3 separate regions of the Mus musculus genome follow, and all the other regions are linked to region 1. A link is a loop called in an ENCODE intact Hi-C map of the cell type or tissue named here. Cell type or tissue: heart. All regions are shown on one strand. Links, peaks and the distances in the headings refer to the core of each region. The heading gives the core; the rest is flanking DNA.

Evidence for each region. A loop is a pair of places that touch in the nucleus more often than their neighbours do. Peaks named below come from ENCODE experiments on the same cell type or tissue, not always from the same donor. Only the 100,000 strongest peaks of a DNase experiment are listed, where the experiment ranks them.
Region 2: a loop joins it to region 1, with 8 times the contacts of the local background. A loop is called at or near these places in 33 of 42 quality-filtered maps.
Region 3: it touches region 1 in a loop (1.8-fold over the local background); 2 of 42 quality-filtered maps call a loop at or near these places.

What each region holds. Positions count from the first base shown.
Region 1 is chr15:99,410,438-99,420,921 of GRCm38, reverse strand. No RefSeq gene overlaps it. Among named protein-coding and RNA genes, the nearest start is that of Nckap5los, 17 kb to the left of the region's middle. RefSeq lists an enhancer at 1-968. In heart, for the core only: CTCF peaks have their summits at 4,187, 4,940 (motif pointing right) and 8,899; DNase peaks (open chromatin) are centred at 3,801 and 4,451; H3K4me3 peaks cover 430 bases; H3K27ac peaks cover 1,908 bases.
Region 2 is chr15:99,465,535-99,476,018 of GRCm38, reverse strand. It overlaps Bcdin3d (BCDIN3 domain containing), which reads left to right and starts at 1,289. Exons shown (of 2, transcript NM_029236.2): 1 at 1,289-1,563; 2 at 4,940-5,935. The coding sequence starts at 1,327. The coding sequence ends at 5,560. In heart, for the core only: CTCF peaks have their summits at 4,774 (motif pointing right) and 6,719 (motif pointing right); DNase peaks (open chromatin) are centred at 4,748, 5,358, 5,708, 6,778 and 2 weaker places; H3K4me3 peaks cover 1,153 bases; H3K27ac peaks cover 2,378 bases.
Region 3 is chr15:99,590,952-99,601,435 of GRCm38, reverse strand. It overlaps Aqp5 (aquaporin 5), which reads right to left and starts at 10,408. Exons shown (of 4, transcript NM_009701.4): 1 at 9,802-10,408; 2 at 8,610-8,774; 3 at 8,107-8,190; 4 at 6,607-7,301. The coding sequence starts at 10,164. The coding sequence ends at 7,116. Gm34765 (a long non-coding RNA gene) reads left to right here. Exons shown (of 5, transcript XR_875660.2): 2 at 4,005-4,147; 3 at 4,390-4,476. It overlaps Aqp6 (aquaporin 6), which reads right to left and starts at 236. Exons shown (of 5, transcript NM_175087.5): 1 at 1-236. The coding sequence starts at 28. In heart, for the core only: CTCF peaks have their summits at 4,845 (motif pointing left), 5,091 and 5,290 (motif pointing left); DNase peaks (open chromatin) are centred at 4,925 and 5,265; H3K27me3 peaks cover 6,187 bases.

The sequences.
Region 1 (10,484 bases), core at 1,186-9,185:
ACTCCTGCCTGATCCCAGTCAGCCATAGCCCACATGACAATGGCCCCCCTCCCCGGACCCAGGGCTCGGTTCCAACTGAAAGAATTTGAGGGCGGGAGCATGTGGGTTTATTGATACTCCAGGGAGCCCGGTTTCTTGGCGCTCAAGGAAAGCTTTGCTGAAAACCTCCTTGATCATGGCTGGGGCAGAACACTTGGTGTCTCGGTTTGCAACAGCTGCTTGTAAAGTTACTGTGACCTCACTCTCCTCAAGAACAATGGGCGAATGTTCATGTAAGACCTCAGCCGGGTTTCCCAAACACAGGAAGTTCAGACTGCCAGACAGCTGCCCTCCCCCAAAAGGCCAAAGCCAAAAGGCGGGAAAGAGGCGGGCTCCGCACACTGGCACCTCTCCTTTTGCAGGAAGCCCCCCGCCCCCACCCCTCCCTCCGCGACACCCACACACACAAAGAAAAAGAAAAAAAAAATAGCCTCTCTAAGGCTGCCAGGGGTTTATTTTATTTCCTTTTTTCTACTTTTCCCCCCCACAAATAGTATGTTTTGTTTCCTTTAAAAAAAAAAGTTTAAAAAAAGAAAACATGCTCTGTAGCAAACCCCAGCTCTAGATCCCCGCCCTTATTCTCTGGGGTAATTCAAGTGTATAAATAAATCTCTTAAAGCCAAAAGTTCACGGTAAGTACTTGTGGGGTCGTCTGTGATTTTAGGGAAGGGGACCAGCTGTTTTTTAAAGATTTATTTATTATTATATCTAAGTACACTGTAGCTGTCTTCAGACACACCAGAAGAGGGAGTCAGATCTCATTAGGATGGTTGTGAGCCACCATGTTGCTGGGGTTTGAACTCAGGACCTTTGGCTCGGAAGAGCAGTCAGTGCTCTTAACCACTGAGCCATCTCTCCAGCCCCGGGGACCAGCTTTTTAAAAACGTTTTAATTATTAAAGACCTACAAATCTGGGTTGATTCACAGCCCTCTGTCCAGTTTCAGGGTACGGTTCTTGCTTGTGGGAACATGAACCCTAGTTTCAAATAGCTGGCACCTACATAAAAGCCAGGCTTGAAGGTGTGTGTCTATAACCTCAGCACTTGGGGGTGGGGGAGGGGGCCAAGCCAGGTGGATATCAGGACTTGATAAGTAGCCAGTTGGGTCAAATGGTAAATCGCAGGTTCAATAATAGATTGTCATAAGAAGAAAGCAAGGCCCAGCGTGCTAGCACTTAGGAGGCAGAGGCAGGCAGATCTATGAGTTCTAGGACAGCCTGGTCTTCAGGGTGAGTTCTAGGACAGCCAGGCCTACACAAAGAAACCCTGTTTCCAAAAAAAAAAACAAAAAACAAAAACAAAAAAGAAAGAAATGGTCTTTTGGAAGCCAGGTGTGAGGTGTTGACACTTTGGCATCAGCATCTGGGAGGCAGGAGGCCAGGCCTTCCTGAGCTGCAGAATGTAGTAGCCTCAGCTACAGAAGACCCTGTTTCAAAAACAGTCAGACCCCTGTACAGACTCAGGGGTAAAAGGCCCTTGCCACCAAGCCTGACTCACTTCTCCAGGCCCACATGGTGGAAGGAGAGAGCAGACAGCCATCGGTTGTCCTCTGACTTCTGTGTGCTACGTACTTGCTCACACATAAATATATTTAATTAAAATAAAATATGTAAGTATATATGTTTTATAAGAATATATGGGGCTGGACAGATGGATGGCTCAGTGGTTAAGAGCATTGCTCTTCCAGAGGTCCTGAGTTCAATTCTCGCAGCAACCACACTGTGGCTCACAACCATCCGTAATGGGGTCTGATGTCCTCTTCTGGTTTGTGAAGACAGTGACAGTGTACTCACATAAAATAAATAATATCTAAATAAAAAATATAATATATATTTATAAGAAATATATAGAAGCCAGGCATAGTGGTGCACACTTTTAATCCCAGCACTTGGGAGGCAGAGGCAGGCAGATTTCTGAGTTCGAGGCCAGCCTGGTCTACAGAGTGAGTTCCAGGGCTGTGGTGGTCTACACCTCTAATCCCTGGTCTACCTCACAAGTTCCAGGACAGTCAGGGCTACACAGTAAGACCCTGTCCAAAAGAGAAAAGAAAGTAATGTGGTCTTAGTATTTTTAAGACTTTAGTTTGGATGCTTATTAGTTTTTTGAGACACAGTCGTGCTATGTAGCTCAGGCCTGACTCAGACTTGCCATTCCCCTGCCTCTGCTTCACCAGTGTGAGGCTCACAGGTGTGTATCACTAAGTTGTGTTTCTGAAGCGATGGCTTGTGTGAATGTTTCCAGTGTGGTATCATCTTGTCACTCTGCCACCTCAGGGGCAGCCATGTTTACAGTTTGCCCAGCAGACACTTTAAGCCTTTGATTTCATCCCTTAAGGGTAGAGGATGTGGGGGGGTCACCACAGATGGAGTTTTGGGGATACTTCCATCCCATCTTCACGGGGCTGGAGCCAGTGGAGGACGGAGGATGGGCGTCTCTGACACCAGACTTCAGAGAAAATGGGTTTTTGTGAGAGAGTATAGCAGGGGCACACACTGGTTTCAGGTCGAGAAAAGGAAAGTTGTAGGCTTAACCCAAGGGAAGCATTGCTGATGGGGGAACTGGGGTGGCGAGTGGAGGGCCAGTGGCGGTGATCTCTGGCTCCAGGGATAATACATAAGAACACTCACCCTTGACAGTGCGCCAGCACTACCTCGGGCGGCCATGTGTGTGGATACTCAGCTAATCCTCTATACAACCTCTTCATGTGGGTGATCCTGTTACCCGGGTCTGATAGGGTAGGGAGAGCCAGAACGTTTAAAACGTTAAAGCCTGTGTATAGATCAGCCGTGATTCAAGCCCAGACACGCCGGCTCCAGAGCACACTCAAAACGACACCAGATAACACTGGGGGGACTGAAGTGAGAGGACGGAGAGTTCCAAGCCAGCCACAACTACAAAGCCAGAGCAAGACCCCGCCCCACCCCACCCCGCCCCACCTACCACCAGGGCCCGAGAGCTGGGTCAGTAGTGCAGACTGAAGAGTCTCTTCCAGGAGACTCAGTAAGTCTGGTACACACGCTGGATGACTCCATCTCTGGGGAATCTGACACCTCTAGCCTCTCTAAGCACCTACACCCACGAGGAGCACACACACACACACACACACACACACACACATATTGGGGTAGTCACTCAGTGGTAGGACGTTTGTTTAGCAACAAAGTCCTGAGTTTGAAAAATGAAGAAGGAAGCCGGGCGTGATGGAACAAGCCTTTAATCCCAGCACTCAGGAGGCAGAGGCAAGCAGATTTCTGAGTTCAAGGCCAGCCTGGTCTACAAAGTGAGTTCCAGGACAGCCAGGGCTACACAGAGAAACCCTGTCTCAGAAAAAAAAAAAAGAAAGAAAGAAGGAAGGAAGGAAGGAAGGAAGGAAAGAAAGAAAGAAAGAAGGAAAGAAAGAAAGAAGGAAAGAAAGAAAGAAAGAAAGAAAGAAAGAAAGAAAGGGAAGGAAAGAAGAAGAAAGAAGGAAAGAAAAAGAGAAGAGAAGAGAAGAGAAGAGAAGAGAAGAGAAGAAAAGAAAAGAAAAGAAAAGAAAAGAAAAGAAAAGAAAAGAAAAGAAAAGAAAAAATGAAGAAGGAGAGGATGGAAGAAAAGAAAGCTTAGGCTGGGCTCCCACCCTACCCACCCCACCCTCATCCATCACCCCAACAAGCAAAGTGCGGGTGAGGAGAGACTGGGTGGTGAGCCAGAAGGATGAGGTGTGTTGTTAGCGGTGGAGTCTTGCCCATCTCATGCCAATGAAATGAGGCAGAGGTAAGAGCTGTCAAGGGGAGCGTGGGGGGTGGGGTGGAGTGGGGGTGGGGTATCTCAAAGTGATATGTGGAGGAGGAGCAACTGTGTGGGCCGAGGGAAAGCAGCTAGAGTCTTAGGGTGGAAGAGCCATCAAGAAATTAAATTTATCTTTTGTTTGTTTTGTTTTGTTTTGTTTTGAAACAGCGTCTCACTATGTAGCTGAGGATAGCCTTGAGTTCATGACAATCTTCCTGTCCCTACTGTGGCCTCTCCATGTCTGAAAGTGTTGGGTTGCCATATCAAGCCTTTCATTCTTTAAGCAAGAAAAAAAAAAAAACCAAACAAACAAACAAAAAAAAACTCCTTTCCCTCCACTTGAGAAAATGTTGCCAGTAGATGGCGCATGGGAGGCAGCTTCACGGTTTGCGGGGCTACACTGCCCTCGTGTGGCTATAAGAAGAAATACAGGGTGTCCTCCACCTCTTGACAGCTTTGGTAAGCCTTGGGTGAAGCCAGAGAATATGAATACCCTGTCCATCCCTGCCAGTTCTCCCCATCAGCCTTGCTTTCCGGGAGACACATTTCCTACTACCAGTTTCAACGTAGACGGGCTGTCAAGGCAGCTGAACTACTCTGAGCAAACTCTCGTGAAGGCATGACATCAGCGGGTGACCAGCCCATATCTGTCCTTCATCCCTGTCGAGTCTACAACAAACATTCACAGGGCACCCAATAGGTGGGAAGCACCGGGCAGCCTGTAGTGGACACTGAATGTGAATGGCGTTGTGGACCAGCGTGTGTATGGGGGGTGGGGGGGGGAGGGGGCTCAAGTGGTGAGATTCTGTCCCTCTGCTTTCCCCTCCCAAGTGCCCTCACTTTCTGGAAACCACAGGACAGAAATGCCTTCGGACGCATCTGAGTTGTTGCGTATGACATGGTTAATTTCCACACTGAAGATGTGCAGATGGTTTATTCAGTCAACAATGGAAGAATAACTGAATTGTTCCCAGTTTGGGGCTAATTAGAACTAAAACTGGAGCTGTGTTCACGAGGTAGAACCCCTGCCTAAAATGCACAAAGCCTGACCTGGGTTCAGTTTCCAACCCTGCATAAAAAAAAAAAAAAAACCGAGATGAGGTGGCAAGTGCCTGTAATTCCAGAACTGGCCAGAAGGGGGCAGGAAGATCAGAAGTTCAAAGTCATCCTTAGCTACATAGTGAGTTTGAGGCTAGCCTGGTCTATATGAGACTTTGTATCAAAATGAAAATAAGGAACTGGAGTGGCTGGAAAGGTTGCTCAGTGGTTAAGAGCACTGACTACTCTTCCAGAGGTCCTGAGTTCAAATCCCAGCAACTACATGGTGACTGGCATCCATCTGTGATGGGATCTGACGCCCTCTTCTGACATGCAGATAAGAGCACTAATATAAGAGAGAGAGAGAGAGAGAGAGAGAGAGAGAGAGAGAGAGAGAGAGAGAGAGAGGAAGAAAAGAAAAGAAAAGAAAAGAAAAGAAAAGAAAAGAGAAGAGAAGAGTTAGAGAGATAACTCAGCAGTTAAAAGAACACACTGCTCTTGCAGAGGACCTGAGTTCAAGGTCTAATTTAAATTTGAGTTTATAAGAAGCTGCCAAATAGTGCTGCAGAGGCTGCACCATCCTCCTGTCACCAGTGAGGGGCATGTTCCTCCACACTTCCAGCAGCACTCAGTGTTATCAATATCTACATATATGTATATATGTACACTTACACACACACATATATATTATACACACATTATATACATGTATTACATATATGTATTTGTGTAATAAATTCATATATATTATATGTATGTTCTATCCATATTTTATGCCTGCTTTAATTTACATCTCCCCAGTGTTTGATGAGCTAATTTACCATGACACCTAGACTGGCCTTGCTCCTAATCTCTGGCCTCCCTCCACCTCCCAAGTGCTGGATTTACAATTCAGGCTAGCATAGACCTTACTGAATAGCTCAGGATGGCCCCAAGCTCCTGGCAGTTCCTCTGAATTACCTGCCTCAATGCTTTGGTTACAGGCATAAGCAACCAGATCTGGCTAAAATTTTGTTTTTAAAATTATTTTAATGTTTTTCAGTGCAAAATTGAAATCAGGGTATTACACAGCCTAGGCAAGGGTTATACCACTGAACTCCATTCCAGACCCTAAAATTAATTTTAATTGACAGATAAATTATATCACAGTATGTGTCTACATTGTAAAACCAAGTCATGGGCTGGTGAGATGGCTCAGTGGGTAAGAGCACCCGACTGCTCTTCCGAAGGTCCGGAGTTCAAATCCCAGCAACCACATGGTGGCTCACAACCACCCGTAATGAGATCTGATGCCCTCTTCTGGAGTGTCTGAAGACAGCTACAGTGTACTTACATATAATAAATAAATAAATCTAAAAAATAAAACAACAAGTCATATCACATAATATACTGGAGGTCAAGCCTTCAGCCTCACCCCGGGCATCTTAGGCAGGTGCTCTGCCACCAAACACATGTCCAATGCCCCCAGCTTTCTTAGTGTCCCACTAAGTGCCTTTACATTTATTTTATTTTATTTTATTTTATTTATTTATTTTGAGACAGAGTTTTTCTGTGTAGCTCTGGTTGTCCTGGAACTCGCTCTGTAGAACATGCTGTTCTTGAACTCACAGAGATCCTCCTGCCTCTGCCTCCTGAGTGCTGGGCTTAAAGGCCTCCACCACCTGGCATATTTTCTTGTTTTTAATTATGTGTATCTGTGTATTTGTGTGTGGGTGGGTGTACATGAGTACAGTGCCCACAGAGACCCGAAGAGGGCGTCAGAGCTATGGGAACTGTATTGTGAGTGCTGGACAGTGATGGTAGAAAGGAGCCCTGGTCTTCTGGAGCAGAAGGAAATGCTAGCGACTGCTGAGCGTGTCGTGTCTCCACAGCACACCGCGGTGTTCCTGGTTTTACTTGTTACATCCTCTGGATGAAGCAGAGCACTAAGAGGTACTGAATGTTCCCGTAAATGGTCCTTAAACTTTAGAACTTCCCGTGATCCAGATTTCTTATTCACAAAACAAAATGACAAACTTTTTTTTTTTCTTCTGAGTATCACAAAAGTTTATTTAGCAAAAGGTTTCATAAGAAGATGTCCATGGGACCTGGTGAGATGGCTCAGTGGGTAAGAGCACCTGACTGCTCTTCCGAAGGTCCAGAGTTCAAATCCCAGCAACCCCATGGTGGCTCACAACCATCCGTAATGAGATCTGACTCCCTCTTCTGGAGTGTCTGAAGACAGCTACAGTGTACTTACATATATTAATAAATAAATCTTAAAAAAAAAAAGATGTCCATGACCCAATTCACAGTCAGACAGGCCCTTTAATTAATTAATTCATTAATTCACAGTCTAGACAGGGAGGGAGGTGGGCATCTCTGCTGAGCAGCCATTGTTTAGACTCTTTCCAAGGCTTCTAAGGTGGTGACGCTGTTTCCTGTGTGATTGCGGTTAGTTCCAATGCTATTCTGTTGCCCAGGAGTTCCTGCCTCCACCCACTCACCAGTCACAGGAATCATAAGGGGAGCGAAGCTCCTTAGCATTCCCTGTACATGTCTGCCACCTTCAATGATAACTTCTCCTCCATAAACTTACTTTCAGGAGGGCGGTGACTTCACTTATGGTGACTCCTCAGCGGGCTCCAGCAACAAACTTATCGCCAGTGTTAACTGCTCTGCCTGGGGGTGCATAATGTTACATTGTTTCTATTAAGATGACACTAGCGCCTGCTACCATCACCTATCTTCAGACAGGTTTTCAAATTAAGGATACATTAATATGGATAATTCCTTCATCCCTCGGTGAGGATATCTCTGTGGAGGGAAATACTTGCCCATGCATGCCCAAAATAAAGTTAGAATAGAAAAGGAAGGCTAAAATGCTGTTTCCCTTTCCGGGTACTTAGAGTGGCTGGTTGCTAGGTTCCTCCAAAGGTGGTCAGTATTTTAAGAGTATAGCAAACGAAATGGGCCTGTGAAATGGCTCAGCACGGCGAAGCTCCTGTCACGTTTAAATTGACAGACATATCAAACATGCGCGTGCACGCGCGCGCGCGCGCACACACACACTAACAAATAAAAACGATCCACATGCACCATGCTGTGGCTGAGGATGTAGTTCTGTTGGTAGAGAGCTCCAGGTTCAAACTGCAGCACCAATAAAGCGGGATGAGAGAGTGGCAAATGCTTGGGAGGTGCGGGCTGGAGCGTCAGAAGATCAAGGCCACCCTAGGCTATTGAGCAAGTAAATCCAGTTCCTAGTGTTTCCAGTGGCCTCTAGTGACATCCATTGATACCGGATACGTAAATGGTGCACACACATACATACATACTGGCAAAATATTCATATACATAAACTAAATGTAAAATGAAGTAAAATAAGACAGGCAGAATGCCGTCATCCCGTTGTGAGCATAGAGCGAGAATGAGGTCGTCCTGTCTCAAAAACCCAAAACAAATGAATAAAAACAAAAAACAATTTTTTTTAGTTGTTTTTTTCCATTATAATTCTTAGTGATCGTTAAATTGTTCCCTGTTGAGCGAGCCTCATTTCCCTAGGTTTGCCTTGGAGTCCTCTTGACTGATACCACTTGTCTTTGATAAAGAGTTCATTATGGTCGGGTAGTGGTGGCGCAAGCCTTTAATCCCAGCACTTGGGAAGCAGAGTCAGGTGGATTTCTGAGTTCGAGGCCAGCCTGGTCTACAAAGTGAGTTCCAGGACAGCCAGAGATATACAGAGAAACCCTGTCTCAACAAAAAACAAAACAAAACAAAAGTTCATTATGGAGCCTAAGCTGGCCCCTACCTCTACTAGGGGGAGGTTGGGGGCGGTGGCGGGGCTGCTGAGCTTGCTTCGGATGGAGCATCCCAGGCTCATTTCCTGCATCTCTTGTCACAGACTTCTCAGCATCAATGCAGACAGGTCTGATTCATTCCAGCCGGAAACAGGGAGTCCGAGAAACACGGCCTTTAGCCTGCCAGTCCTCAGGGTAGAAATTCAAGCCTAACCTTTTTCTGGCTTTTGGATCCCTCAGTTGCCTGCAGGAAAGTCTACTCGTTAGTGCCTCCCACTGGAGGCCTTCGTAAGCGATGGCCTACTTACTAATTATAACCCTAATTCCCATTTCCAGCTGTTCTAAAGCCTGCAAAACCTGTGCTTGCCAGGCTGAGGTGTGTGCGCGCGCGCATGCGCCTTGCTTCATTTCATTTCCTTAGCCGCAGCCTACGTTCCACTGCCTTTCCTTATCTCTTCTGTCTCACGTTGACTCAACCAACCTTCAGGATTCAGCCTTAACTCATCTCAGATGAGCATCCCAGATCCAGCGGGACTGTCTCCCAATGCTATCTCAACCCCAGTGTGTGTGTGTCCGGGGATTCCTCGTCTGCCTCCCAGGAGCTGCCCCCGCCAATTCTACTTTTCCAAGAGGTCTGAGGACGTGAACTGCAGCCTGCTTGCACTGACACACTGAGCCTCCTAAACGTGTAATATTTTCACGCAGCTCTCCTGTGCTATTGGACGACGACTGTCCATAATGAATCACCTTACTAGATCTCCACACTGGGAGAACTGACACCCCTAGTCCAAACACTGCATTAGGATCATCTTTCCAGAGCAGAAGCATCCGTCGCTGCAGCCTGGCTTCCTCCCTCTGGCTCTGGCTGGACAACGCTCCCACTTATTCTCCTCAGGCGAATGTTAACGGAGGTACAGTGAAAAGAGTGTTTGCTCTTGTAGCTCATACTAGTTACAAAGATCTGGGGTGAAGAGATTTTGCTGAAATTGGTGTACCTTTCCCTCTCGCTCAAAGGGCAACATTAATCCCGGGGCAGAAAGGATGACAGTCTCTGCAACTCTCTTCAGCATTGCCTGCACACACCAAGACCAGGGACCCTGGCATCAGTGTCGCCTGGTATGCCACCGGAAGTTAATGGCTGCTTTAGTAAACTCACTGGCCTTCCCTGGTTATTAAGACTACATAAAACAGGGTGATGAGATGTTCACTGGGTAAAGAGACCTAAGTTAGATCCCTGGAACCCATGGAAAAGTGGAGAAGCTGCCGCAGTCCTCTGACTTCCCCCCAGCTTGTGCTGTGGTCCTCACCCTGCACCCACCCCCCACCCCCAAGCAAACTCACATGGTTAAAATGAAGGAAATGGTGTTTAAAAACAAAATAAACCGCCTCACAGGTGCAGTTACAAGTCACTTTGGAGTGTCTGCCATTTGTAAGCAGTCAAATCCAGTGTGCTAGAGATGTGTCTGCAGTAGAGGCCCCAAGTTCAATTCCCAGCATCCACCCAGCAGTTAAAACTGCTCCAGGGACTTCAATTCTGAAAAGGGCTCTCTCACAGCGCATTTTACTGAAGCCAGCTCCAGGGACTCATTCTGTGCCTCCCTCCCACACGAGGATAAATACGCCTTTCCCTAGTTGAGAAAAGCAGCGGTCTTTAGCTGGGATAGCCTGTGGTGGTTTGAACATTCTAACACTTGGCCCTTCCTTGGTGGAGCCGTTTGGGAGGTGTGACCATGGTGGTGAGCTGTGTCATGGAGGTAGGCTTTGAGTTAGACTCTCAGCATTTTCTGTAAGTACCCTCCCTCCTCCATGGCACCCTGGTCTAATCTACAATCTACACTACGGCTAACCATGGTTGTGTGTCAGC
Region 2 (10,484 bases), core at 1,752-9,751, 55 kb before region 1:
TGGGACTCTTTGAAAGGATTAGGAGGTGTGGCCTTGTAGGAGGAAGTTTGTCACCTGAGGTGGGTTTTGAGGTTTCAGAAGCCCAGGCTAAGCCTGGACTCTCTTTTTGCCTATGGATCAGGGTCTAGCTCTCAGCTACTGCTTCCCACCATGATGATAATGGACTAAACCTCTGAAACTGTAGCAAGCCTCCAATTATTTTTTTAATGAGTTGCCATGGTTACCTGTCTCTCCACAGCAATAGAACAGAGACTAAGGGAGGCTGACTCCTCAGTCTCTCTCCTCACCAGCTTTCCCCACCCCAGACCACATTTAAAAAGCTTTTAAAGTATTACTATTTCCTAGCGTGTGTACACGTGTGTAGAGTCCAGAGGCGGATGGCAGGCATCTTCTTCGATCATTTCCCACCTTATCTTTTGAGACAGAATCTCTCAGTGGGCCTGGAGCACACACCAACGCAGCTAGGCTGGCTAGCCGGCAAACTTCAGAGATCTGCTAGTCTGGGATTACAGGCATACACCATTACACCCTGCTTTTTATGTGGGTGTTTGGGATCCGAACTCAGGTCCACGAGCTTACCCAGCAAGCATTTCCTGATTGAACCATTTTTACAGAGTTCGGCCCACTTTTGGTCTTAAGTTTATCTCAACACATCTCTTTCAATTTAACTCTGTTCTCCCATTTTCTTTCTTCCCCCAAACAGATACGGCTTAGTCACTTGCATCTTGTACAGTTTTCATTCAACAAGTATTTACTGAACAACCGTGCGCCAGGATTTATGATAAATATAGGAGGTTCACAGCTGAAAAGTATCAATGTAGCAACTCCATCCTCTGGAATGAAGTCTATAGTTACTATGTCTGTCGGTCCCCTTGTGGCACCTTAAGTGTTCTAGAGCTTCCAGCTACGTTTTCTAAACCAGGCTCAAGTTCCTGTGTCAGTGCATTGTTGTGTGACCCCGTCACAGGCCCCACACACACACATACTCCCCAGACAAGGAATCCCCCTTCCTTACAGCTCACTTTGTGTATCTGAAAAGAAAGAAACTTGGACCAACTTCACTTTCAAGACCCCCACAAACTCCTTGCTTTGGTCAGTGGCCCAAGGTTCAACTCAAGTTGGGCAAGTCCGTTAAGTAAGAGGGGACGATCACGGCCTCCAATAGGATACCGAAAGCCCCGACTAGGCACTGGGGTCTTCTCACCTACCTAAACTCACCTTCTTTCAGACCTCTACCCTAGGCGCATGCGCGCTGGCGCTGCGCTCGCCCCCTCCCTCCGCGGGCTCCAGACTTCCGGTTCCGCCCCAACCGAGGGACAGAGCGTGATGGCCGCAGACGGGACATTGTCAAGAGGGGGCGTTGGAGAGGCTGTGGAGGAAGAGCATCCGGGGGCTCTGGAACCCGGGGCCGCCCCGTTCGGAAATTTCCCTCATTATTCCCGCTTCCACCCTCCCGAGCAAAGGCTCCGCCTTCTGCCCCCGGAGCTTCTTCGGCAGCTCTTCCCTCCCGAGGGTCCCGAGAAGAGGCCGATCCTAGGGCTCGACGTGGGGTGTAACTCCGGGGTGAGTGACGCGGCAGGGATCGGAGCGCCGGGAGCCCAGCGATGGTCAGCCTCCGCGTCCTCCGTGGTGCTGGCCTGGGCGTGGCATCAAAACTCAAAGCCCAGAGTGGGCTTTTAAAGTATAGCCTTGACAGACACGTGCACGTCCCAGCCCTCCCTTTGGGGCCCCACGGCCGAGTGAGGAATTTTGAGCAATCCACAACTCATTCCAAAAATTCCCGCCAGACCGCTGGGGAGGAGGACCGTCTGATCTGGACTTCCGGCGTTTGCCTCCTCTCTTGCTTTGCTGGTCTTCTTGGCTGGGGAACGGGGATCCCCTTCCCTTCCCCCCCCCAAAAAATCTGGGAATCCTGATTCCTAAAAGATAAGAGCCAGGGTGACGTAATCACGGCTGAAACTTAAGGCTGTAGATATACAGTGCAAGACAGACCTGGAGCCAGATCCTTATTTACTTGTGCTAACAGAGTACAACGGTGAACAGTAGAGAGGGATCAAGAAAGAAAATAGATCATCCGGCCAGAGGAGGAAGCCTTAACCACCTTTCCCACCGCAGAGTGTTTTCAGACATGTAATGATTAGAGTCAAACCGCAGCAAAAATAAGGAAATAACAGTCTCGCCTATTTGTAGCTAGTTAGTGGATGTCCCAGTGAAGCGGGCAGTTTTATCCAACATTACAAATGGTTAGGACCCTCCGCCATTCGCTCCACATTCCATCACCAGAGTCCAGGGATAGACCTTTTGCCCACGTGTAATTCTAGCTCTCAGAAGACAAGCATTCCCACAAGTCTGAAGCTAGCCTAGGCTACTAAGACCATGTTTCCAAAAACGACAAAAAAGAGACATTGGTGGGTGGTGAAGACCTTTGAGGGTCTCAGTTGAGGAGAGCTTTTGGTTATAGACTACAGTAACCAGCTGGGTGTGTGTCCCTGTAAACGTGTCACCGTGGTATAGGAAACCAGCAGAAAAACAGAAAAGAAAAACATTTTTAAAAAAAAGATTTTAAAATTGTAAACAGTATATACAGAGCCACAGTAGAAAGGACACGGTTGCAATTGACTAAGGCAGTTGTTCTCAAGTTTACTTTTGAACATTTATTTATTTACGCATTTATCCACTCATTTTTGTTTTACACAAGTTCTCTCTGCCCTCAATATGGAGACCATGCCGGCCTCAAAAACAGAGTCCGATAGGAGGGAAGCAAATCAGGGTAGGAGGAAATTTAGTGGCGTGGTGTGGGTCCTTGTGCCTTCAACTGTGACTTTGAACAAAGTTAGTGTGACTGTGCAGTTTGTTAGACACACAGAATCTCAGCCTACCCCACCCCCACCCCCGTCTACTTAGCCAGCATCTGTATTTTAAGATGACCCCGGAGGTAACTTGTGTATTGTTAAGTTAGAAGGGGTTCTAGGAACTCAGCTCCATTCTTCAGAGCGCTGTTCTTTCAGAGGACCTAAGTTCCATTCCCAGCATCCTTGAGGGCAGCTCACAACCACCTGGAACTCTAATTTCAGCAGAGCAGAAGTCCTCTTCTGGCCCCTCTGGGCATCCGTACACATATTAGCATGTGTAAGCACTAAGACTCATGCATACACATACAAAAGATAATTTTTAAAAATAGTTAGAAAAGCCTGGTTTGAATAAAAGGAACTTTATGTAGCCGAAGTCTTATTATTAGTGTCCATGTGACTTTAGCTAACTAAGTAAATAACCTTGATCCATAATTTTTAAAATGTGGAGTTTAATGTGAATTATTCCATACTTTCATGAAAGTACATAAAACATAAGTCTGTACTGTACAAGTTATAAGGCAAACACCGTTGTGATCACTCTCATCGTCAGCCCCCAAAAACCTTTATATGTCGTTTCCTATTTTAAAAGCCCCTTTCACCCACAGGCAACAGTTAGCCTGTTATTGTCTTGCTTTTGTTTATATAATTCTCATTTTCTTTTTAAATTTATTTTTAAATTTATTTTTTAAATTTATTTTTATTTTTTTAAATCTTACTCATTTTCTAACCCTAAACAATATGGTTTAATTTTCCCACTTTGGGATTTTGTATAAAGGAAAACTTGTCTGACAGTAATACCAGCATTTGGGAGGCTGAAGCTGGGAGATCCCAAACTGTTAAGAGACCAGTCTGGTCTACATAGACTTATTTAAAAAACAAAAACAAAAAACAAAAAAGGAGGAAACTTGCCATCTACTTGATTTTCCTCTTCAGCAGTATGTCTTTGAAAGTTTTTGGTTTTTTTTTTTGTTGTTGTTTTTTGAGACAGAGTTTGTCTGTGTAGTCCTGGAACTCACTCTGTAGACCAGGCTGGCCTCGAACTCAGAAATCCGCCTGCCTCTGCCTCCCAAGTGCTGGGATTAAAGGCGTGTGCCACCACTACTTGGGTGTATCAAGCCAAGCTCCTCAGTTTTATGCTGTTATTGCTAATACCCCGTTGCCATGAATGAATGACTCGTTCACACTTGAACAGCCGAGTGGTTCCCGCCATGTGTGTTCTTCACCCGCGTGAGAAGTTGCAGAGGTGACAGAGACTGCACAAAACCACGTGTTTGAATTAGTTACAGTTAGAGGGAAGAGGTGGTGTCTCGTTTGAGAGTCAGAAGCGTGCTAAGATGGGTGGCCAGATCAGATCATCACACTCCCGGCTAGAAAGACTCACAGAGACTTTTAAGAGTGGTGGCTTCAAAGGCAGAGGCGGTTTCAGGAGGCGGTGCAAGCTCACACGGTAGAGGCAAGGCCGGGTGAGAGCTTCCTAGAGCCCAGACTTTGCCGACTCCGAGAAAACAGGTTTTTACCAGGTACTGCTTTATTCCCCAGCTTCCCGACGAGGGACACCACTCACACTTCCGGAGTACTTTCCTTTGGATATGAGACACCCAGAAAGGGATAATGAATAGAATATGCCAATATATTGTTTAAGCTGGGAAACACTGCCCTGAGCTCTTTGCTGGCCTTTGTCATATCGTTTGGTTTATAACTTTCAACTGTACAACTCAATCTGTTGTCAGGGTCAGGGTCCAGGTAGCCAGGCACGGGTAGGGAAATCAGGAGTTCAGGGCTATCCTCGGCTACATGAGTTTGAGTTGAGCCACTTAAGACTGATTTAAAAAGAAAGGAAGGAAGGAAGGAAGAAAAAGAAAAGGTAAAAACTGAATGTAGGGTACAGGGTGGGTGCATTATAGCTCGCAGCCCCTAGGGGGCGCTAAGAGTCTGCTCATGAAAAAAAATATCCTCTCTAGATTATTATGTTAAGAGCCTCACTTCCGGTACAGGCAGAGGTCAGTGGCGGTCTCAAAGGATGAGAGGTTTCTTTTCCACGCACTGTTAGAGAGCTGCAATGACAAGGCTCTTTTGGATTCCTCTAGGATCTGAGTGTGGCTCTGTACAAACATTTCCTTTCCCCTCGCGATGGGGAGACCTGCTCCGGTGCATCCAGAGAACTCCGCATCCTCTGCTGTGATATAGATCCAGTCCTTGTGGAGAGGGCTGAAAGAGACTGTCCCTTCCCTGAGGCTTTGACCTTTATCACCCTGGACATCATGGATCAAGAGAGCAGGAAGGTTCCCTTGAGTTCTTTCTTGAGCCAGTTTGGGCGTTCCGTTTTTGACATGGTCTTCTGCATGTCAGTAACCATGTGGATTCATCTGAACCACGGGGACCGTGGTCTGTGCGAGTTCCTGGCCCACGTCTCCTCTCTCTGCAGCTACCTCCTCGTGGAGCCACAACCCTGGAAGTGTTACCGGGCAGCTGCAAGGCGCCTGCGCAAGCTGGGACTCCACAGTTTTGATCACTTCCGCTCGCTGGCCATCCGAGGTGACATGGCCAAGCAGATCGTGCGGATCTTGACGCAGGACCACGGGATGGAGTTAGCGTGCTGTTTCGGCAACACCAGTTGGGACCGAAGCCTTCTGCTCTTCAGAGCAAAGCACACCCACGAGACTCAGGCAATCCCCGAATCGTCAACAAAAGAGACACGGACAGATTAAGATTCCGAAGGCCACGGGACACACACCAGTAAAGAGATACCGTGGAGCTTTAACACGGAGAATCGAGTTTGGATCCCAGAGACATCAGGCAGCCTTGAGACCTGGCAGGGGCTTTTGGCAAAGTGTCTGAAGCAAGCGGCTGAAAGGCACAGTCCGTGTTCCCTGTTGTTTGGAATAGCTCCCACGGGAATGAGTTCGCGGGACAGTGAACGAGGCAGCTGGACGGAGAGTATGTTCTTGAGGAGTGAAACTGCTCTTTGGGAAGTTGATTTGTTTCCTGAGAAGCATTAGGGTATCGGGTGTGCTCGGCAGCGAGTCTAACACCAAACCTCATCTCCAGCTCTAAGGGGTTATTTATTAAAAAAAGAAAGAACGAAAAAGGCTGTGTCGTTTCTTTGCTCTCCTTAAAATCTGATCTGGTTTCTTCTGGCATTTTCTGGGGATACAGGACCTGCCTTGAGGTAAAGCCTCACAATGAGATCTTCGTGTATAATGAGGTGCTGGCCTGGCTACAGGAAATGGCCAGTCAAGCAGATATCTAGAGCCAGACAGGCCTTGGCACAGTACTTACAGATACTAGAAGCTGGGCGTAGTGGTGGATGCCTGTAATCTAGGCACTTGGCAGGCAGGGGCAGGAGGATCAGGAGTTTAAGGCCAGCCTGGGCTACATGAGTCCCTGTCTTTAAATAAAATAAAATAGAAAGTAATGACAACAGATATTTATGGCTTGGGTAAAGCTTAATCGCAGAGTATTTACCAAATTCTTGCAAAATTTGATCCCTAGTCTTCTCATCCCCCACAATAAAGTAAAATTTAAATTATGAACCCTGAGGTAGATAGCAATTTGGGTCTGCAGTACAGCTCAGTAATCTCATTTTCCTTCTCTCTTTCCCCCTCCCCCTCTCTGATTTTCAGGGACTAAGGATCAGGCACAGGGCTGGACCCTGCAGACACTCTGCAATCACTCTGCCAGTGGGCTGCATCCCCAGCCTGATTCTATTGTGTTTTCCTTTTTATGATTTTTGGGGACTTTTTGTTTATTTGTTTGTCTTTTAAGACAAGGTATCTATGTAGCCTTGGCTGTCTTAGTTTATATATTTCCTGTGTATTTTGTTTTGCCTGTATGAATATCTATGCTCCATGTGCATGCAGTTCCCAAAGAGACCAGAAGAGGGCATCAGATTCCCTGGGACCGGAGTTAACAGATGGCTGTGAGTCACTACCACGTGGGTTCTTGTACTCCTGATCCTTCAAGAGCAGCCAGTGCTGTTGGCTACTGAGCCATCTCTCCAGCCCGCATGCTGGCCATTTTTAAGTATACAGTCCTATGGCATTAAGTACATTCACAGTGAAGGTCCTGTTTTTAGCAAGCATCTTGATTCTGACACAAGTGGACGAGACAATACTTTTGACAGCTTAGGATTCTGTCTAGCCTCCTGGAGAAAGGCCTTCTATTTCTGATCATTTCATGTATCTACACCCTACTGGCTCCTAAATATACTGGTAGCCCACTCCCAGGGTTCTGGGCCAATATTTTCCTGTTCTGTAATCATAATTCCCTCTGAAGTAGTTATTAGGCATCTTAATGATATATCACCTCACATCCCAAAAGCAAACTAACCCCACTTCCACGCCTAACCTCGGCCCCACTGTGGCATTTATTTATTGCACACCCTAGGAACTTCAGTTGGCATCTTTACACTCCCCATGCTGAAAGAGGCGCAAAGCCCAGCAAATCCTTCAGTAGCGTGTAAATCCCGTTCACAGCGTCCATCTGTCTGTCCGTGTGGCGGTACTTCCTTCTGATCTGTCTCTTGCCTGCCCTCACGCATACTTTTACAACCGAGACAGCGCCCTCCCCTTCCTAAGCCCAGAAGAGCTGAAGGATAAGCAAGAACTTTATGGAAGAATGCATTAACCAAGAACAAGGGTGCTGTTACTTGGTGACGGTGCTCGGTCAACACGGCACAGGCCGAAACCGCGTGCTTAGTTAAGACAGACAGGAGAACCGCAAAAAAAAAATGCAAATCTTACTGAATTACCTTTTTTTTTCCCCCAGGATAAGGAAGTGTTGCCATGTTCAGTTTGAGGGCCACCAAACATTTTAAATCAGGGTTAGGAGACAGTGGGAATGGAAGGATGGGAAAAGAGGCCAGCGTTGGGCGGTCTCAGATTGATTGCAGTGGGAGACAGAGCTAAGTCTCCATGTTCTCTGCACCTTGTGGCTCTGCCCAGCTCTCTTCACCCTTCACCAAGGCTGTGCAGCGGCTATATTTAACACCATGACAGGCTGTATAACTGACTCCCTCATACCATCCCGACAGCAGAAGGGGCTTTGACGATGTAATTAAAGATCCTGAGACAGGGCGGGTAGCTGGGATCTCTTTTAAAAGGGAGGCAGAAGGAGATCTAGCCACAGTAGTTGTAGTAACAGAAGTTTGGATGGTAACGAGGAAGGACTGCAAACTGAGGAATGCAGACAAGGGAACACATCCCTCCTGATTCTCTAGAAGGCACTCAGCACAGATACTGTAATCCTCCGTTTCTGGCTGGGATTGTAAACGTAAGCTACATTGTTTCAAAGCAAGCTAGTGATTTGTTACAGAGAGAAAACAGTACTCATAGGAGCTGCTTACTGCAGGACTGGCTCAAAAGGTCTCAAATGGAGCCAGGTCCAAACAACTGTTTTGGTTTTGGCTTTGTTTCTGTAGCCCTGGCTGTCCTGGAACTGACTTTAGGCCAGACTGGACCCCAACCCACAGAGATCCACTCCACTGCTTCTGCCTCCAGAGCGCTGGGATTAAAAGCATGTGCCACCATGCGCAGATGTCCCAAACAACCCAATGGCAGAAAATGGCCCCAGTGACCAAAGGATATGCAGGGGCTACACCTCCACACGTGCAATTGAGAACAAGTCAACCATGAAAGCCTTCAGGTCTGAGTCCAACCTGTTTGCTAGTGGCGAGCTACTGAATAGTTGGGTAGGAGGAACCATTTGTTGAACTTCATTACAGTCCGTGTGGCTGCCAGAAGAAAATGTGCAATTAGGGGGGGCTGGAGAGATGGCTCAGGGGTTAAGAGCACCGACTGCTCTTCCAAAGGTCCTAAGTTCAAATCCCAGCAACCACATGGTGGCTCACAACCATCTGTAACGAAATTGGATGCCTCTTCTGGAGTGTCTAAGACAGCTATAGTGTACTTACATATAATAAATAAATAATATTTTTAAAAATGTGCAATTAGTGCTCATAAAGATGAGGCCCTGGAACCAAGTAGACAGTGACTGTTCAATCCCCCAGGAGAGCCTCGAAGACCATGACAATGTCATCTTTATGTCAAACCAGCATAACTAAGGCCCCTGCACCAAGTACATTGAACCTTTTTAGGGCTCACGACAGACAGAGAAAATGAGCCTGGATATACTTTAACATTTACAAAATCATGAGCTGGGTGTGACCTCAGCACTTGGGAGGCTGAGTCTGGGGACAGCATGAGCTCCAGGCCAGCCCACACTGTGTCCATCCAGACCCTGTATCCAAAAGCAGATGCCGGCTAACAGGATCACAGAGCTTCAGAAAGGGAAACCCGTCCCCTGCAGCGCACACAGGAAGGAGACTCTCAGGGGATGCGAGGTGAGACGGTACTGAAAGGACGTGGAGTGGTGGGCAAGGGACAGTCCCCGTGAGCCTGGAGGAAGGGACCATGTGGCCAGAGCCCACGGCACAGAACACTCAGGATGCGCTCCTAACGGGCAGGCGTCAGAACAGAAGCAACTGGAAAGTTTGGAGTCCTGTCCACACAAGAAAATACTCAGAAGCCACAGGCAGAAAGCAATGTATCTGACTAAAGAGGGAGAGAACAATTTCATGAGAACCAGCTAAAATTATTTTAAATAACGCCGTTAATCCCAGCACTGGGAGGCAGAGGCAGGTGGATCTGTGTGAGTTCAGGGACAGCCTGTTTTACATAATGAGTTCCAGGACAGCTAGGACTACATAGAGAGACTTGTCTCAAAATGTTTAAAAAAAGGGGAGGAGGGGAGATCCTGAGATCAGTTCCCAGCAACCACATGGTGGCTCACAACCATCTGTGATGCCCTCTTCTGGTGGGTGTATCTGAAGACAACTAGAGTGTACTCATATACATAAAATAATGACGGGAAGGAGGGAGGGAGAAAGAAAGGAGAGAGAACAGAAAGGCAGCTCAACTCTGGGGGTGATGTTTATTTTGAGGCAGGGCCTTGTGACCTTGACCTTATTGGCAACCCTCCTGCTTCCTTCTCCCAGATGCTAAGGTTACAGTGTGAACTGCAAAGCCCGACTGGAAGCCTGCTCAATCTCGTTAATGACGTCACAAATAAAAACCGAGTCCATCTTTGGATTAGAACAGTGCTGACAGGCTTCTAGAGTGTGTTGTTGTCTCTTACCTGATGATAAGGAGGCTGGGGAGACGGCTCAGGGATTTAAGAGCACTGGCTGCCCTTCTGGGGTCCTACGTTCAAGTCCCGGCACAAGCATGGTGGCTCACAACCATCTATACCCAGGGGTTCCAATGTCCTCTTGTGATGTGCAAGACGTATATGCAAGCAAACATCTATTTACATAAAACACATTAAAAATAAATATTAAAAACAAAAACAACACTGCAACAACTAGTGGCCCATATACTTGGGAGGCAAAGGCAGGTAGATTCCTCTGAGCTTGAGTCTAACCTGGTCTACGTAGAGTTCCCAGCCTCCAAGATAAGAATGGTAAGCTGCTGCTGCTGGTCAGGCAGTGGTGGTGCACGCCTTTAATCCCAGCATTTGGGAGGCAGAGGCAGGCAGATCTCTGAGTTTGAGGCCAGCCTGGTCTACAGAGTTAGTTCCAGGACAGCCAGGGCTACACAGAAAAACCATGTCTCGAAAACCAAAAAGGAAAAAGAA
Region 3 (10,484 bases), core at 1,162-9,161, 180 kb before region 1:
AAGCCCTGCTACACAGCCCTGGCTCCATGTCTTGTCACCTGCTTGCCTTCAGGTCTGCTGCCTCTTCTCCCTGATTCGTTCTGTTCCCTCAGGTCTCTTGACCCCTCCCCAGCTCTCCTGGCCTCCCTTTCTGTGGCAGCTTCCCCAGCCAGCTAAGGTGCCCCCAGCACACTGCTGGCCTTAGAAACAAGCTGCTCAGATTCATGGGGAGCCAGCTGATGGCATTGTGCGTGTCTGGGGGTGGGAGGTTCAGAGTGCTCACGTGTCTGTTCCAGCTCGGGGCTCACCTGACAGGAGGGGGCCAGGCCAGTAAGGAGGAACACTGGGCACTGAGCTGGAACCTCCCGGGACTGGCTGCCAAAAGAAGTCTAGCCTGGGACTTGGGGACTTGGGGAGTGGAAGTCAGATCCCTAATGTCAGCTTAGAGACCAGCAAGATCATGGAGAAACCCACATCCAAGGCCTGCTGCAGGGGTGCCTGTGTGCTAATTGCCTAGTCTCTTCTTCTTAAATGGTGGGGTGTATTCTGTGCCCCATAAGCCCAGGTGCGAAATTAAGTTCTTTCCACCATTCCCCCGTAAAACATGGCATCCAGGTCTCAGGCACGGGCAATCAACTTGATTGAGGATGTGGTCCTGGTGGTGTGGAAAGGAGCTGGGGTTCACCACACGGATGCTCAAACCATGATAGCTGCTGCATGTGGCCCGAACAGTTCTGCTGTCCGCCGGTGGGGGATCCCCTGTGCTTTTTCCCTCACTTCCTGCCTCTCTGCCTCCCTTCGGGACCTTGTTCTCAGAGCCCCCCACCCCCATGATTTATTACATCAGATGGGTTATCTACTTATATAGCTATGTCATCCTAAAGTGTCACCGTGCCTCTTCCCCAGTAGCATCAGATTTCTCAAACAGAGGTGTTCCCTCTGTGGAGCTGCCCAAGCAATACCTGCATCCTGCCCTAACCCTGGCTGCACCTGGTTAACTGCAGGCTCCTCAAACAGAGTCTGTCCCCAAATGCCACCCTCCCTGTCTCCCACACTTCTCTCCAGCGCAGTTGGTGGCACCCAAGAAGTGTCTTTGACCCCTTTCCAGAGGAAGGCATCGAACTCTGCTAGTTTTGAATCCCGAGTGGTCCCGGCTGGGCTCTCCTCCTCACCGTGCAGCCTTTAGCCGGTCCGCCCTCACTTTGCCCTCCTCAGTCCTCCACACTGCGGTCTGAATGATGCTTTGTTTTGTTTTGTTTTTTAAAGCAGTGCTCAGCCGGCTGCTGTCCTGCTGCAGTCTCTGCCACCCTCTTTGGAGGTCTAAGCCAGAATGACAAGGTCCTGTGGGGCCCCATTCCTCCTGCCTCCCTCGTCCTTCTTCCTTTGTCCCCTGGCATCCTGGGATGAACATCCTGCCATCTCCACCCCCACCCCCACCCCTTCATGGAGAGCCTTCTGTACTCTTCGCCTGAACCTCTTAACCCATCCTGGAGGACAGCTTCCAGCGCCACCTGCTCTGTCCTAAGGCCATCTCTGTGTGTTGCCGCCATACCTAAAGCCTTTCCATGTACAAGTCAGCACACTCCTGCCACGGTGTTACTATGTCTCCCAAACAAGGTGATCAGCCCTCAGGGGGAGGAATCACATTTTGTTCTATATATAGTGTCCTGCACAGAGACTGCCTACGAGAGAGACCCAGTAATGAGAGCAGGTGACTGTGTGGTTGGTTTCAATCTCATTCCGCTATTTCTACGGCTGCCCTCCTGCCCCCTCGTAGGACCAAACCCTCTGACATCTTCAAGGGAAAGCTCCAATTCTGGACCACGGGCTCTACTGTACCCTCCCCATCGCAGTCACAGTCAGACCCCTCCCTCTCCCAGTCTGTCCTGGATTTCCCTTGCTCTCCTCAGAGGAACCCTTGGTTTCTTACTGGGCACAGCATGCTCTTGCCAGTGCCCTACTGCCCCTCCCCTTCCCCTCTGCTGCCCATTATCATTCTCATCCACACCTCTCTGCCCCCGGACTGTGTTGCCAGGCCCAGCTGGTGGGACTGGAGGCCGCACAGGCTCAGCTGTAACGGGAGGTCTCTGTCGTCTCATCTGCGAGTGTCATTCCCGCCTCCCCCAGCCTCCTACTGATATAACGCTGGATGCTCAGGATTGGTGGAGACCTCAGCTTAGAGTCAGTTCCAGGCTCATTTATGCTGGACAATAAATACACCCTTGACCCCTAGGCTGAATCTGCTGGGGACAGGCACGCACCAGGCTTCCCCCCCACTCCGGCCTCAGGAGACCAAGCTCTGCTCGTTAATCTTCCCACAGTTCTGCTGGCCCTAGGTCCTTCTCTTCCTTTTTTGTTTGTTTGCTTGTTCTTTTTGGTTTGATTTTGTTTCTGTTTGTTTGTTTGTTTGTTTGTTTGTTTTTTTTTTGAGACAGGGTTTCTCTGTGTAGCCCTGGCTGTCCTGTTACTCACTCTGTACACCAGGCTGGCCTCAAACTCAGAGATCTGCCTGCCTCTGCCTCCCGAGTGCTGGGACTAATGATTGTGCCGCCACCATACTCCCATCCTTTTTTTAAAAAAAATTATTTTATTTTATTTTTTTAAAGATTTTATTTATTTTTATGTATATGAGTACACTGTCGCTGTCTTCAGACACACCGGAAGAGGGCACCAGATTCCATTTCACATGGTTGTGAGCCACCTTGTGGATGCTGGGAATTGAACTCAGGACCTCTGGAAGAGCAGTCAGTGCTCTGAACTGCTGTGCCATCTCTCCAGCCCCCTTTCCCATTCTTAAAAACTATTACTATTATTTACATTTTCATTTTATTGTGTGTCTATGAGTATGTGCACATCTAATTTCAGAGGTCATTTCAGGAGTCAGTTGTTTCCTTCTACCATGTGGGTCCTAGGGATTGAACCCAGGTCGTCTGTCTGTCAGGCTTGACACAGGTGTCTCTCTCCCTGAGCCATCCCTCTGCCTGTTTCCCCCATCCCTCAGACTTCCACACTCCTCCCAAACTCCTTGCTCCCTCTGAGTTCCCCTCATCGTACTCAGAAAGCCAAGCCTTCTCCCATCTGACAGCTCAACCATGGCCCATACCCTACCCAGCTGCCCATGGTGCTAAACAGAGGTGACCTTTCTCTTATGTCAGAGATCCTTCCAAAATGCCACACTGGTCATGTGACCCCACTGCCCACCAAAGCTTCAGGGGCTCCCCATTACCTCAGGTTCAAGTCTGAACGTCTATGTCCAACCTGCCAGGAGAGACTACTTCCTCCTGCCCACCCCCCATCTCCACCCTGACCTCTTTACTACAGAGGGCCAAACACTCACAGTGTCTCTAAATGAGCTTTTGAGTCTCCTCCACACAGGAGAGGGCATTTCTCCTGCCTCTCTCCTTCAGTCCAGTTCTCCTGTGAAGCCTTGTGCTCCTTCCCAGCAGAATCAGAGCTACATAGAGAAAGCAGGCTTGAGCCGCAGATGAGGGCATCCGAGGGGCCTGCTTCTCTGCCTTCTCCTGGGTTGAGCCCAATAAAAGGAAGGGCGTTTACCACAGCCCCCTAGCCTGGCTTGGGGCATGTTCCAACAGCATGGTTCCTGTGTGGAAAGCTTTGGGTAAGACAAATGGGAGCTTGTGTACTGCGCCCCTCACCTACTGCTTGGCCTCTGTGATCTCAGCACCTTGCTGGTAAAACAGGTATTGTTTTGTGCCCATGTGTTGGGAGAAGCAGCTGCAGACACCTGGTAAGTGCCTTTAGTCAGAACCGCTATCAGGTTCGCCTCCAGGGCACAGCAGTGAAGATTAGCGGGAAGGGGAAGGGTCTTGACCTCCGTGGCAGGTCAGGGCCAAGTGCTCCCTGCAGCAGCCTTGCTCTGGTTTCTGAGGCAAAAGGCTCCTAGTGCAGAAATGGCTTCTTTCAAGACCACATAGGACACAGCCTCCTTGGATCCTGCTTAGCCTGGGACAAGGTCTTTTACCCACTAAGGGCAGGCAGTCATTGTCCAGTTCCTGTTTTTCCAGCCCCAACCAGCATTTTCCTGGACCCAGACGTTCCTGACTCTAGTGCCAAGCTTAGAGCTCAGAAGCCTTTTGTCCCAGCCCCACACCTGGCTGCTCCGATGGATGTCCCCTCCGATGGATGGAGCCTTCTCAGCCCTAGGGAGGTGAGGCCAGCAAGAGAGAACAAAGGGAAGAGAGGAGCTCAGAGTTACTCCCCCCCCCCCCACTCTCACCAAACACTGGTAGGCTGCAAGGTCAGGTCGGATAGATGCTCTTGTTGACCAGGGAGGGGGCTGAGCTGAGATCCGATCCTCCCTCAAATCCTTTCTCCAGCCCAACCATCTAACCAGTTCCCTTCTGCCCACCCTGCCCACGTTTAGTTCTCACCCTCTTCCATCTATCCCAGCGCCTTGTCTGTCCAGCCCTGATGGAAACTGGCAGCTTCGGAGGGAGGCATAGATTGCGGAGGAGGGACTGCCTTCAAATGGAGAATGTGAGTTCTTCCTACACTCTATCTTCAGGCGGAAAAGTGTCTCAGAGAGCTGGCAGAGCATGTGTGACTGGGTATGGCTTCATACAGGTGTGCTGGAGAACACATGTGGCCTGGCCTGGCTCTTTGAGGGTGAGTGGTGGCCAAAGGGGCGGGGGCGGGGTGGGGGGGTGGGGCGCCACTAGGACACACCTGGAATGAGCATGCCCTTGCTGAGAGAAGAGGAACACACAGGGAAGATATAACCTCCCCAAGCACAGTTGACAGCCAGTGCCACAGCTTGGAGCCCCAGAGGCATTCAGGATTAGTGTGTGTGCTGGCATAGGTCTTTGTCAGTCCAGGAACCATTACATGCAGGTGCGCAGTGCCCCCTGCTGGCCAAACAGCCCAATCACTGCAACCTACCAGCCCTAAGCCCTGGTTGTATCCTCACCCAACAGCAAGGAAAATGTCACCTGCAGGAAGCTGCAGACCTGTTGGTAACTCCCTCTGGCTAGATGCCCCACCCCTGCTGAGGATCAGTCTCTCGTAGGCTCCCTGTGCACCCTGTCACACACCCCTTGGGGGTCCATTAGAGTGGGGTATGCAAATCAGAGCTGTCTGAAAGGAGGAGTGAAGCTTTGTTCTCTTCTAAGCCTTCTCCTGGGTAGTGAAGTGAGTGGGCTAGTGAGAAGCTGCTCCCTGGTGGCCTCGGGAACCTAAGCCCGAGACACCCTTGTAATCTTGAAGAACCCCATCCTTGCCTGGCCAGAGCCCAGTCCCAGAAAAAGCTTCAGTATGGATTTGGTGGACGAGTCTGCCCCCTGCTGGCTGGAACTGGCGCTTGCAGCCAGCAGGGCAAGTTCCTTCTCCACCCCCATCTCGTTGCTTGATTTTCCAATGAAGCCAGTGGGGCAGGTAGGCTTGGATCTAGTGTTCCTCTGCCTTTCCACCCCGGGATGTTTTGAAGGAGGGCTGAGTGGTTCAGCCTCCCAACCTGGGTCTGCAGTTTCTTCCCACTCTTGTTCCCTCCTACTCTTCTGAGGCAAAGCTGAGGAGCGAGGGAGAGGATTTGCCGAGGAGCAGCGGACTCAGGCAGTGTCTGGAGAGCAGACCTGCTCACCCGTCTCTCAGAGGTGCTGTCCTTACTAGTGTCTAACCCTCCATTCACTGCTTCATTTTCTCCTCAAGGCAACCCATGTGGCAGATAAATACCAACATAAGGGTCCATCATTCCAGTTGCAGCAAGGTTGGTCAGTGGTGGCTCAGCCTTTAGTCCCAGCACTTGAGGGGCAGAAGCAGGCAGATCTCTGAGTTTAAGGCCAGCCTGGTCAACAAAGCAAGTTCCAGGACAGGACTACACAGAGAACCCTTGTCTTTCAAAACAAGCAAACAAAAAAGACTTGGATGCCAGCGGCTAGTTTCCGCTCTGGGCTCCTTAACCAGGACTCTGGGAACTGCGCGGTCTTGTGTCCTTACCCTGTTTCTCACAGCGAGGCAGTCAAAACCAAGCACCTCAGCCTTACCTCATCTGGTTCCCACTCCTCCCGGAGAAGCAGGCAAGAACAGGACAGGAGGGGAGGAGGGTGTGATGGACCACTCCCTACCCCCAAAGGGCAAAAGTGACCTGGGAAGGAGCTGGGTAATGTTGTGAATGTCTGAACATCCTCCCCCCACCCCCGCCCCCTGCACACTGCCTCTTGGCAACACCAGGAGACCCAGAAAAGGAAGCTCCGGGTGAGGACTCTTGGGAAGCTCTGGCCAGTCATCCCTTAGGAATCCCAAGGAGCTGTGGCTGGCTCACTTCTCCACTCCGCCTGGCACACTCAGGTGCTCCTCAAGTGGCGGACTTGACATAGCTGAAGGGATGGTTGGGAGGGACGCGTGACTCTGACGTGGACCCTATTCCTAGCCCTTGGCCCTCTCCGGGTCTCTTGTGCTGTTTCTGTATCCTTCGGTCTCTACATTTGATCTCTCCTCCTGCCAGCTCTCCGGTCCTCTCAGCCTTCCTGAGCTTCAGCTTTTCTTCCTTTTCTGAGGTCTTGTCTCCTGGTTTTCTTGGTAGTCTCAAGTGAGCATGAGTGAGGGTGTGACATCGCAAGTGGGAGATGTGACTGGCCACTGTCCCAAGAGGCTTTTGGAGGGAGATGAAGGCACAATATGAAGATTGGTGGTTTATTGGGAAACGCCCAACCCGAATACCAGCAGCGTCCCCCCCATCCTCCGCCCCATCTTAACCAGAAATAAATAAGATGGCACTCGACGAACCATCTATCTCTCTCCTGAAGAGCTCTCAGGCAATGTCCCCTCTGTCTACCTGGGGGAAGGCTTTGGCACATGAGATACTGGGTTGGAGAGATAAACAGGGCTATCACCCCTTTCTGGGATGGTCCTGAACTGCTGTGAGCTTGGCACTGCCTTCACAATCTCTGAGGTCTGAGCTGTGGCAGTCGTTCTGCCTAATTCCAAAGAGGCCCTGTCCCTGGCCCACACCCAAGTGTCCCATCATGGGCTTCTGCTCCCATCCCATCCCCGTGTGCGGCATGGGGATCCAATGCTGCCTCTCCAGCTGAGAGGATGCTAGGGAGAGGTGCTCCAAACTCTTCGTCTTCCTTTTCTCCAGTGGTCCAGGGGCTGAGGGACTGGCCCCTGCCCGGTGCCGGTCAGTGTGCCGTCAGCTCGATGGTCTTCTTCCGCTCCTCTCTATGATCTTCCCAGTCCTCCTCTGGCTCATATGTGCCTTTGACCACAGCCACACGGTCGTGGAGGCTCAGCGAGGAGGGGAAAAGCAAGTAGAAGTAGAGGATTGCAGCCAGGACGGCCCCCACGATCGGTCCTACCCAGAAGACCTGTGAAGACAGAGTTAGATCAGAGGAGGAGCCTCAGGGCTCAGGGACCATGATCTTCCCCACCAGAGCACAGACCCCATGGACCCTGAAAGGAAATGGACGCATAGATCTCCAGGCCTCCAGAAGGAACGGTGTCTTTCATCTCCGGGGCTGATTACTGTGAACCAGTCCTTACTGACAAGGTCATGGACCACAGACCCTCTAAGGAGGCAGGCAGAGCCCAGGAGAGACAGGATTCCCAATCCCACCCCAAAGAGAGGCAAGTGAGTTTTCTAAGGAGACAGACAGAGCCTCCAAAACATGTGTCTTCCAAAATGCAGGGCCCAGCAAGGCTCTACCATCCTTTTTGGAGCTTCAAGCTTGGCTAGCACATGGAGACACTGTCCAGGGGTACAGTCCCAGAAGAACAAGCCCCAATATCTCCATAGGGACAAATAAATACAGCATCAGAGGACAGATACACAGAGGGGCAGACAAAGTCCTCAGATTAACACAGACCCCCTGATGTAGCTTCAAGCTTGGCTAACACATGGAGACGCTGTCAAGGGGTACAGTCCCAGAAGAACAAGCCCCAATATCTTCATAGGGACAAATAAATACAGCATCAGAGGACAGATACACAGAGGGGCAGACAAAGTCCTCAGATTAACACAGACCCCACCCCCACTCCCATGTACTTCTAAAGACATTCTCTGTCCAACCCCCAAGATCTGGTCCGACAACACCCAGAATGTCCAGTCAATTCTGGATTTTCAGTTCAGTACGCTGCCGTGTTTTCAGGAGCCGGGGGAAGGCCCGCACTCACCCAGTGAGAGGGGCTGAACCGATTCATGACCACCGCAGGGCCGAAAGATCGGGCTGGGTTCATGGAACAGCCGGTGAAGTAGATCTGGGTAGATAGGGGGGTCACGGTGAGGAGGGTGCCATCCCTTCCACTCCCACAGAATTCTGACTCTCTCTCAGGGTCACACAGTGTGGGAACCAGCCACACCTCAAATCCAGGTTTCTCAGTCCCTAGGATGCTGACTGCCCACGCAGCCCAGCTGCCCACCAAACCACATTTCTTAAGCACCTGCTCTGGCTTGAGTCTCTGTGCTCGCCCTCCCTTCCACTTACTCAGCTTCTCAGTCCATGGAGGGTCTTGGGGGGGGATGGGCAACATCAAACCTAGAGTCCAGTAAGGCTACAGCTTAGATACCCAAGACCAGATCTTAAACTCTATCGGGTCTTATCTATCTGGAGGAGCTGGCATTCTGGGGTTCCACTGTTCATCTCCATGACACCCCGGTTTGTGCCAGCACTACTCACCCCCACAAGATGGCCCAGTGTGACCGACAAGCCAATGGATAAGGCTGGGGAGCCCACCGGGCTGGTGCGGCGGGAGTCCGTGGAGGAGAAGATGCAGAGGGCCAGCTGGAAAGTCAAGATTAACTCCACCACCACGGCCTTGCCTGGTGTTGTGTTGTTGCTGAGCTGCAAGGAAGAGCTGGGTTAGGACCCTGCTAGCAGCCTTCAGGCTCGGTGACAGGCTAGACAAGTAAGGTTCTGGTCTTCAAGGACACCTAGAGCCTGAGCTCTTGGAAGTCAAGTCCCCTGCATGATCCAGACAGGCGATTTGTTGGAGAAACTGCACTTCAGTGTGCGCAAGCTTGAAGCTCAGGCCTGTAGCCAGAGGGTAGGGTGTCAGCAAGTTTTCCTGGGTGCCATCGTGTCAACGGCTCTGCCCAATCCCCAGCCCCCATGAGCTGGCATTTACCCTCCCTCCTGTGGGCAGCTGCCCAGTTTGCCTACTGCAAACAGCCCCTGGCCTCCTATCCATGCCTGACCCGCTGCCGGTGCCAACTTCAAACCCGTCTCTCCAGTGTGTCTGACTCACAGCTTGACAATGGCCGAGAAAATCCTCCTCTGTGTTTGATTAATGAGCCCAGTTCACATGGGACAGGGGGCTGAATCTAGGGCTGCAAAGATGGAGAGACAGCAGGGGGGCAGGAGCAGGGGTTACAAAAGGGGGAGCCAGCACTGGGGGTGCATCACATCATGGCTTCTAAGTGTAATCCCCAGGGCACTGGCTGTGCTCTGATCACCTCCATGTCATGGGTAGTAAACTGGAAGCCCAGGGAGATCACGGTTGCTCCAGACCTCCATCCATCACTATCCATGGCTCCTTGGTGGGTCCCTTAAAACTACACCACCAAGGGGGGTCACAAGAAAGAAGTCACAGGTGAGATTAGAGATGGAAGGGATGTTTTGGCGGCCCTGGGGAGTTAGGCCAGGGAATGCAGCATAGGAGAGGGAGGGGTAGATGAGGGAGAATGTGAAGAGAAGCCAGGACCCGGGAGCACTGAGGTTGGCCAGGAGGTTGGTCAGCCTGCTCTTACTGGCTAAGTTATGCCCTGGTGTTTTGGTTGTACCCATTCTCAAGATGGAGGAGCATGGAAGGTCTGGTCTGAAATGTCCCCAGGGTCCCTGCCCATCCCTCCACAGTCTGGTGGACACTCACCGCATTGACGGCCAGGTTACCCCGGGCATTGCCTGGCGCCAACCAGTACAGGATGCCTGCTCCAGCAATGGCACCCACCAGCTGGGCTGCCACGTAGAAGATGGCTCGGAGCAGAGAGATCTGGTTGCCTATTAAGAGGGCCAGAGTAATGGCCGGATTGATGTGGCCACCACTCACAGGTCCCAGGGCTTGGGCCAAGGTACCTATGGCCAGGCCAAAGGCTATGGAGATCTGCAGAATGGTGGGCAGCGCCGAGGGCCACTTGAGTGCCGAGCCCAGGCCAAAGAAGACGAAGATGAGGGTGGCCAGGAACTCTGCGAACACGGCCTTGAAGAAGGCAACTGAACACACCTCCTTCTTCATGGTGGCCTTGGGGGCCCGGTGGCAGCGGCTGCGTCGCGGGGCGGCCGTCGGGGCGGCGCTGGCAGCGGCGGGCGTCTGTCTGCGGGGCTCTGCGCGACGTGCGGTGCCCACTCCGTGGCAGGCGGCCTGGCGCGGACCGGGCAGGGGCGCGCTATATAGAGGGCGCGCGCCCCGCGGCGGGCAGAGCGCGGGGGGGCCGGGGGCGGCTCCCGCGCCCAGAGGCCAGCGCAGCGCGCAGGGAGCGAGCCTGGCGGGCGCGCGCTCGCAGCCCCCCGCCCCGCGCACCCCCGGCCCCCCGGCCGCACAGCGGCGGACCCGCC